3 separate regions of the Homo sapiens genome follow, and regions 1 and 2 are each linked to region 3. Evidence: chromatin contacts called from ENCODE Hi-C data. All regions are on one chromosome and are shown on one strand. The core of a region is the stretch at or near the end of the contact, and the rest is flanking DNA. Distances in the headings are between cores, read along the strand shown.

Region 1 (2,836 bases), core at 50-2,549, 6.1 Mb after region 3:
GCAACTTTGGAACTTCCAAGACAATCTGGCCTCTATCAATGGGCAGACAGCGACCCTCACTGTTGGCAGAAAAAAAAAAAACCCAGGATTTTATAACACAACTGTTATAAAATCACGGCAACAAAATTTACTCCACCTCTGAATTACTGGTCTTAATCTCAGAAGCCGAATCCGTACTTATTTTTCTTCAGGTTATCAGCTTCGGGATAGGTTTCATCATTGATTAGACCAATCAGACCTTGTATATGTACACATAATACATTAAACTGCACTTCTGTGACACTGACTACAAACCAAGGTAATGCTAAAAGGCAAGTATTATAGTACAAATACTACAGAACTTTTAAGCCATACAACCTACTTCAAAATGAAGCTGCTAGTCAGTCACATTCGACATTCATTATCTTCACTGGCTACTCGTCCACACTCAGAACGCTGTTCACTGACAAAAAAAATTTGATTTAGTCTAGGTGTGGATTAAATGCTATGCTCAATCATAAAGTACTAAAACAACACATACCTGTTAAAAGTGTCAGGTTTTAACCAAGCGATTTTCCATTAAATATTCTCCCAGATGTTCTGGAAGTTTTTTCGTGTATCTAACAAAAAAAAGTAAATTTCAAACGATGCAACAGTTCCTATTCCTGTAAATCAACAGGTTTACTCCTTTAGTTTGGAAACTAAGCTTAACTAAGCTCTTACCTTTGCATCTTCAGAGCTGCTCCACTGTGCCACTGAAGACAGCGCCATTGTTCCTGCGGGAAATCGGTATTTAAGCATTCTCGCAGAAATGTCACACTCCAAGGCGTTTTTCCACACAAAACCCTTCCCCTTCATTAATCCGAATTGCACACAACGCCGCCTTCGAACAGCTCAGTTTCAATACAGGGTCGAGGCTTCCCATTTTAAAACAACGCCGACGGAAGGCCTTCGCCATTTTAGTAAAGGCCCTTTGCTGTTAAAACTAACCCTCCGCCCCAATTAAGGTGGTTTTTCCGCCGCCGCTCAGGCACATGCCGGAGGCCAGCAAGTTCGGCGCCCGTGGCCGATCAGCGGTTCCTCACGCCAAAACTCGGAGCCTGTGGCCGTCACGACTCAACCTCAGTACATGTGGCAGTCCGGCCGCACGTTTCCCACGTGCAAGCTTTCAACTCTCAGCACTCTAAACTCTTCACTAAGATGTCTTCACAGGATTAAAGCTCTTAACTCGGCCTGCGCCACCATCTTTTGCTCGGATACTAGCCCGCAATACCCACTCACCTACCACCCGCCCAGACGCTCGCGAAGGCCGACGTAAAAGACCGAAGTGCGCAGCCAGTAGCTCCTTATATAGCCTCCCGGAGTCAGAACGAGGCCGTCCCGCCCTCTCGCACCTATTGGACATGGAAGTAGACAGGGGTGTGGTCGCGAATTAGCGGGAGCGCGCGCGGTGGCTCTTCTGAGGCCCGTTCCGCGTTGTGGAGCGCGCCGCAGGCCGGCCGCGCGCCCGGCCATTTCCCGGCGCGCGCCCGCAGGCGCACTGCGAAGCGTCTCTTACGAGTCTGGCGGCCGACTTGGCCCTACGTGGCGCGGGTGTGGCGCCAGAATTCAAACAGCTGCAGTTGGAAACGACGCTTTCGCCTGCCACGAGCCAAGTCCGTCCAGGACAGATTGGGTCCGAGAGTGGACACAAGTTTTGCAGCGCAGGGCGGCCTCAGCTTAGGACCGATTCGAGAAGCTGGGCTGGCTGGCTGGCTGGCGCTGGGCTGTAGTGGGCCCCCAGCGGAGGCCGCCGGAGGAGCGGGCGAGCCCTGGCCGCAGCACTCCGGGAAAGGGCAGTTGGCTGGCAGAAACGCTTGGGTGAAAAAGCGGAAAGCGCCACGTGAGAACAGCCCCGGCGTGCGGCCCTGCAGGGCCTCAGGGCGGGCATCAAGGCCCCATGGGGATCCATTCCTCCTCACGCTTCCTCGTGCCAGGCATCCGGTTACACTAAACGTGACCATACAAGTCTCCCTCAAACAGCGAACGTGAGGTTCAATACTCCATTTCGCAGAGGAGAAAACTGAGGCTTAAAACAGCCAGGTAATTTGCCTAAGGTCACACAGCTGAAATGCTTTGCTAATTTTTAACTTCTTTGTACTCAATTAGTTATATTGAAAACGAGAGAAAGATTAATTTGAGAAGTATCCCTGAATACTTTATCCAGACGACAAACACAAAATTCAAAAGCAGTGCTTTGATTAATTAGCATGTTCGAGTGAATATGTCTGCGTGTGTGTGTGTGCACACGACATTTGAACATTTCAGTATTTGAAAATTCAGGTCGTTCTTCACTTCTATATTTCAAAGCACTACTTATTAAAGTTGTTTATGTGTGCATTTGATTACGGTCCGATTCTGCTAGAGTGTGGGAGCAACACATCTGATTTCGTGCTCTGCTGTTTATTTTTTCTTAGAACAGTGCCTAGCATTAAGTAGGTTGTCGGTAATGGTTAAATGAATGAATGAATGAACAAATACATTCGGTGGCTTTTTAGAAAATTAGAATGAAGATCAAACTTCACATTCAAAGATAGTAGTGAAAAGCACTTTTCTCTAACAGGAACCTATATGATGAAGTATTGACTGGGCCGGGCATTTTGTCGGTTTTTGTATTACTTTGTAATGTCTTACATAAATTTGCATATTGCTCATAGTAAATAGTAAAACAAACAATACAGTACAAAAGGATATAAGAAGCAAAGTAGGCCGGGTGTGGTGGCTTATGTCTGTAATTAGAGCACTTTTGGAGGCTGAGGTGGGAGGATTGAGCCCAAGACCCTGTCTCTATTGTATTAAAAAAATTTTTAAAAAGAGT
Region 2 (3,134 bases), core at 387-2,886, 6.1 Mb after region 3:
AGAAAAATTTCATAATGTAATTTTGCAAGTGTTAGTTCTTACCTGCAACGTAAATTTCATCTAGTTTTTCAGCAACTTTCTGTGGTAAACCAGCATCAAGCAATGTCTGAAAATTTTCTGAATGGATAACTGCAGAAGTAGTATCCATGGGCTCTTCAGTACCATTTCCATTAACATGTTCTGTAGCCATGTTTCCAGAGATCTGTTCAAACGCAATAAGCAAAATTAAACTAGGATCTTCAAAAAGAATACAAGACAATATGAGAGCCCCATCTTTACTTTCTCTACCATTTACTACACCAGCTAGCCTATACCTCCCTTTAAAAAAGCCTTACAGTCACTATCGCCTGACAAGCCAGATTTGGAGCACAGGGCACAGAAGGACCGATTCACCATATTCTTCCTCAGCACCACCCCTGACTCACCTGCTAACACTCCCTAGGAAAAACCATATTACAAATAGAGCCCAATCAGCACGGGTACGAGCCAGCGTGCCACATGCAGCTGTGCCCGTTCGGAAAATGAGGTGTGTGTGGAGAAAGCAAAACTGGGCTCCTCTCTCTCAAAGATAAACCCCCAAAGTGCGCGCTTTTCCCGCCTGCCGCTTATAGATCGGTAACAACAGCCAGCGAAGAACAAAGCGCTCATACAAGCCACCTTCCCACCACCCAATTTCTCCACCCTTTAACCCCGCACCCCAAAGCCCGCCCCTGACTCCGCACCCAGAGCGGCAGTCTCACCACTGCGGCCGCCAGGAGCCCATTAGAAACACGTGCTCTGCGCCTTCCAATGTCCTACAACTTCCTTCAACGGCAACCCAACGAATCCCAAACCAAGACGACCATCACTGGTTCCCAACATCAACCCGAAGCCGCGGTCGGAGCCCCCAGAAAGCTGCAGCAGCACAATCTCTCCCCTGAACACCGAGGCACCGGCGGCGCCAGGCCACAGGCTCTCCCCGCCCCCCAGCGCCGCCGTCTCCGCCGTGACACATGGCTCTCCGCCCCTGGCGCTCCCCGGGCGCCGACGACCCCCGGCCGCCCGCCCGGCCGAGACGTGACCCGTGGCGCGCTGTGCAGGTCCCCACCCCTTACCCTTCCGTGCAGTGACTGCGACGCCTGCCCGGCAACCCAGCAGCGTGAGGGCGTTCAGCGGACGGCTCAACGCCCGCGGGACCGTGAGCACCGCCCAAGCTCGCCGCACGGCTGCAGGACAAGACCCACTCCTCTCCGCCCACTCCCGCGCCGCGGCGACCGCCACGACAGCACCAACTCTGAAGCCGCTCGCGGTCCGTGCGGGCCACGGGACCGTGGAGGCGCCTCCTCCCAAAGCGCCGCAGACAAAGCCCGAACCGCAGCAGCACATGGAAAGGAGGAAGTGGCGGCGCGGGCCGCGGCCTACTCCCAGGCAGCCCCAGTCAACGTGCTCTTCTCCCCATTGGAATCCATTTTCCAGAAAAGCCGGTTTCTACCCGCGCCACCCTCCCCCAGCTCACTCCACAATGTCATGGAGCTCCCCTCCCACACCCAGGTTCTGGCAGTCGTTACCTCCCCGTTGGGCTGAGGCGGAGAAATCCTGTCCGATGGTATCGGGTTGCGGGAAACGCGTGCTCGCTGCTCCCTGTGTCCGGCGCGAGTGGAGCTGTTGTAAAATGGCGGCCGAAGCTCACGCCGCTGGCAGCAAACCCGATCCAGTTCCACTCGCCTCCGAGCGCGCTCCCGGTGCGCGCGCGCGCCCCCGCGTGACCCCCCCTTCCCTTCCCTTCCCTTCCCTCCCCTCCCTCGCGCGTCCGCTTCACTCACTCCCTCAGCCCCTGCCCTCCTCCAGCTCCTCCTTCTCCCCCTACCACCACCACCACCACTAGCCTCTGTCCGCCTTCTCTCGGCCTTTCTTATTCCCGCCCCCCGCTCCTTTACCCCACTGCTCCCACTCCCCTCTGCGGTCGCTCAGGCACGAGTGGCCGCCTTTCCCCTTCTGGCTCGCACGCTCCCTCACTCCCTCCCTCGCTCGCTCGCACTCTCGGCCCGGTCCCCCAGTCCCTGCCGAGTCGGCTCCTCTCTTTCTCTCTCCCGCGCTGACGTGACAACGTAGCCTACGCCTCGGGACGCGCGCCCGCGGGCTCCGCCCCCACGCCGCGCCGCCTTCCCCGCTCCTCACCCCTTGGGTTGGGGGTGGGGGAGGCACAAGACCCCGCCCTTCCGCTCCGACGGTGGCGGCCGAGGGGCCGAGACTGAATGAAAGGCCCGCCCCTTCCCCTCCCGACACTCCCCCTCCCTCTCCCCTCCAGGCGGGGCGGGCCGGCTCAGCGTGTCCCACTCGTTTTCCTTTGTCAGGAGACTGGCATCTCCCCACCCCGCCCCACCCCACCCCCTCCCCGCGACACCATGCGCACGCCACCCCCACCGAGCTCCCGCCCGCCCCATCCCTGCCCGGTCCGGGGCTGGCGGGGCAGAGTGCTGTGGGCGCTGAGTGCGACTGCCGCTTCCCGGAGGGCACCCACCGGTCTGTGCGCGCCCGGCCCCCGCCCCCGGCTCCGCGGCCGCGTAGCCGTTCCAGGCGGTGTCCACGCCGCTGCCACCGCCCCGCGCTCTCCTCCTCGGGAAGCTGCAGGCGCACGTGTCCCCCGGGGCGGGGCGAGGCAGACAATGGGGCCAAGGGGGAGGGGAGCGGCGCGGAGACCCGCGGACCTTTGGTCCGCCGGACTGGCGGTACTCGAGTGCGAGAGTCGCCCTTGGAGACTCGATCTCCCCAACTGGACAGTGGGCCCTCCTCGCAGCCGCGCGGCTCCGCTTTCACGGGAACCTTCGGCGAAGGGAGGGGCGCCCCAGGCTTGGACGCGGAAACCCCGGCTGCTTTTGAAGGGGGAACGGGGCTGGCTCCAGTGGAGCGAGGAGCGGCTCCTGCCTTGGGATGACACGAAGGCCAGATTTGGAAGCGAAACCGCCCGGTGGTGAAGGGTTGTGCAATACTCCGTTTCAGTCCCTGGCCTTTTAAGCAGTTAAGGGCTTCCTCCTGGCACAGTTTGAGCAACTTGAAACAGCACAAAGCTGCGTGGTTAGAACAACTTTGAGAAAAATGTCTGTGTTTCTTTTAAAAAAAACCTTGGCAACTAAATCTTCTGTGAAATGACGTTT
Region 3 (2,826 bases), core at 263-2,762:
AAGAACCCAAGAGAAGGGTAGCATCTTTATTTAATGGGCTTCCATTGTGTCCTACAGAATTATAGTTCCACAATATGTGTAACGGAAGAGATGTGACTCACAAAAGAAGAAAAATCTCTTTTCCAAAGTCACAAACTACTTTTTGATATTTAAAATGATACTTTGTCAACTTAGAGAATCAAAACAAACTATTATTTCCTATAACTTATTTGGATAAACATACTAGCTAACATGGGAAATCACAAAGTGAAATATTTAAAATGGTAATATAGAATTTAAATGTGGAACAACTGGAAAAAAACATAGATTAAAATAACCATGCAAAAGAAAGAGGGAATGAGTAAAGAACTGGAAACATCGGTTTTACCATTCTAAAACACATATAGCCACTCCCTCTGCCAAAAACTAAATGATGACTTCTGATTGCAAAGATATCTCTAATGCAAGTTCTTAACGTGAAGATAAAGGAGGGGAATAAATATGTATGTGCCCAAGTATACTTTCCAAAGAACAAAGTGAACAAAAAAGGGGTTTATATCAGATGAACTGGACCAGGGCTCTTCACTGTTAAACACTATCCCACGGTCTATCTAACGTAAACATCACGTATCTGAGTACCGACTCCAACTCGAGTATGCCAAAAAGGCACTTTCTTTTTTCTTTTATTTCTAACCATCTTTACTCCTCTCATCCCATCCCTGAAGGATGTATAGAAGTATCACAGCCTGGACAAGTACGGCTTTCCACTCTAACCACAGTTTTAATAATAACACATCTATTATTATCCGAGAGCTACCAAAGCCTCCTTTTCCGTCTTGGCCCTTGGCCCTGCCCCTCCTCTCTAGTCTTGAGTCTCCACGGGCCTCCGGGGTTTTTGTTTTGTTTGTTTTAATAACAACCACTTCTCTAGATCCGCTTGCTCCCTTTCTTCTCTTCTCGGTCCCAGGAAGTAAATACCCTTTCCCAGCTCCTCTCCTCCTAACTTCCCAGTCCCCCCAGTGCCGGTCAACCTCCCTTCCTCGGGACCCTCTCAGAAGCCGAGCTCTTTACTCATTTTCCTAGGTCTTCCTTCTCCTCGCGGTCCCTACATCCTCCCCCATCCCTAATCCCTTCATCTTCCCTGCTTTAAGAACCACCCGCAGGCCCCCATCCACGAACGCCCCTTCACTAGCTACCAGACGCTTCAACCCAGCCTCACCTCGCACCTCCACCTCCCCCGCCGTCTCCACGCCCACTTCAAAGCCCACCTCCAACCCGCAGGCTCTTCAGCAGAGCCGATGCGGCGTCCCGCCTCCTTGCCTTCCCTCTTAGGACCAAACTCCCAGCTGGGGCCTCGGCGTCTGACCGCCAAAGAGCGGGTGCCTGGTTCCTGCGGAGGCTGCCGGGCGGGTGCCGAGGTTGCCGAGATGCGGGAGGTTTGAACACAAGGATGGGACAGAGGCGAGGATCGGGGCTCCTGGGTGGCAGCGGCGGTAACCTGGGCTCCAGGGTAACGGAGGCGGAGGCCTAGACTGCACTACGAAGAGACCGCAGCCAATCATGATGACTCTACCCGAGCTCCCATTGGCTTCTGTCTCCAGACGGCCCTTTTTATTGGCTTCAGTGGAACTGGAAGGCGGGACGGCGAGTGCGGGAGAAGGTCTCCATTGGCCGACCGCTCTAGCTGTAGCGGAGACCCCCAAGTAGGGAAATTGGGGCAAAACGCGGAGCGCTCCAGGCTCCTACGGGCTGTGCGGTGCCAGGGCTCGACTGCTGAGCGTCGTGGGCTCCGAGAGGGACGCGGGCGGAGGGCAAAGTGGGTTCATGATATGAATTGTAAAATTGGCGACTGCGTAATGTAAAACACTTAACAATTGCTTAGATTTCCTTTGGGAAATAACTTGCTTTTAAATTGTAAACAAATTACAAACAAACTGCTAGTGCTTCTGGATCTTCTTACCGAAATGGCTGATTCAGGAGGATGCGGGGTGAGTGCACTATTGTTCCTGCCTCGAGATCCTGGCTGTGAATCACCAACGAGCCGTGAGTTTGGCTTGAAAGTGATTTTTAGGTTTTGGAACGGGTTTGGGGTGGAATGGCATCTGAAATATTTGCACACAAGTTTTTTTTTTTTTTTTTTTTTTTTTTTTTTTTTTTTAAGGAACGTTTTGAGGAGCATGTCAGCCTATTGAGCGCTGATGTGTGACATATTTTCTCTTTTAGAAATGGCATTAATTGCGGGAGACAGGGAAGGTAAAAAAAAATCCTCTTTCGTGAGGGCTTTAAACTGCTCCGAGCCATCTGATTATCAAGGTGGTTTAACACTACTCTGGTGTTCTCACTATTGTTAATTTCTCACTGGCCTTTTTACCACCATTCTGTAGAGAATCTAATATTTGAAGGCAAATGCGTTTAATGAATCTTCTAACCATGAAGATTGGTAATTCCTGCTTCTCGCTCAACCTCGTTTTTCCACCTTTGCACTGTTTCAAAGCTTTCATTTTATCCTGTCAATACATTTTACTTCAAGTTACAGACTAACCCACCCAAACAATATTGTGATTAAATGTAATTTTCTGTATGCGAAATACATCTGTACAAGATGGCAGTCATCTGTTAGTGAAAATAAGATGAGTAATCCCTAAATTGCACGGAATTACTTTTCATCAATTCTTTAATCTGTCTCTGCTGACACTGTTAAAATAGCTCACTCGTTATTATGGACTCTGTTAGAATTAACATGTAAATGTATGGGTGGATTACTTATAAAGGAAGTTGCTAGGAAGAATCAGAAAACATACCGTATTTACGTGGACAAATGTCTGTCACAGGAGCGTCAGATCAGGA

The links. Hi-C counts contacts between places; a loop is a spot of excess contacts on that map. Pooled maps may share reads with other maps.
Region 1: a map of naive thymus-derived CD4-positive, alpha-beta T cell shows a loop between it and region 3 (16-fold over the local background). The contact joins the promoter of SNHG5 here to the promoter of LCA5 in region 3. A Hi-C loop is called at or near these places in 1 of 168 maps with a recorded cell type or tissue (naive thymus-derived CD4-positive, alpha-beta T cell), 1 of 37 single-sample maps with no recorded cell type and 10 of 50 pooled maps.
Region 2: a pooled map shows a loop between it and region 3 (15-fold over the local background). The contact joins the promoter of SYNCRIP here to the promoter of LCA5 in region 3. A Hi-C loop is called at or near these places in 6 of 50 pooled maps.

What each region holds. Positions count from the first base shown.
Region 1 is chr6:85,677,434-85,680,269 of GRCh38, forward strand. SNHG5 (small nucleolar RNA host gene 5) reads right to left here and starts at 1,300. Exons shown (of 6, transcript NR_003038.2): 1 at 1,261-1,300; 2 at 703-755; 3 at 521-599; 4 at 362-442; 5 at 1-59. It overlaps SNORD50B (small nucleolar RNA, C/D box 50B), which reads right to left and starts at 226; the gene lies at 156-226. RefSeq lists enhancers at 881-940, 1,111-1,270.
Region 2 is chr6:85,641,250-85,644,383 of GRCh38, forward strand. SYNCRIP (synaptotagmin binding cytoplasmic RNA interacting protein) reads right to left here and starts at 1,637. Exons shown (of 11, transcript NM_006372.5): 1 at 1,548-1,637; 2 at 43-202. The coding sequence starts at 190. RefSeq lists silencers at 687-736, 957-1,106, 1,697-2,716.
Region 3 is chr6:79,535,918-79,538,743 of GRCh38, forward strand. LCA5 (lebercilin LCA5) reads right to left here and starts at 1,513. Exons shown (of 8, transcript NM_001122769.3): 1 at 1,248-1,513. It also overlaps a transcript of SH3BGRL2 not described here. RefSeq lists enhancers at 1,409-1,982, 1,977-2,026, 2,557-2,826.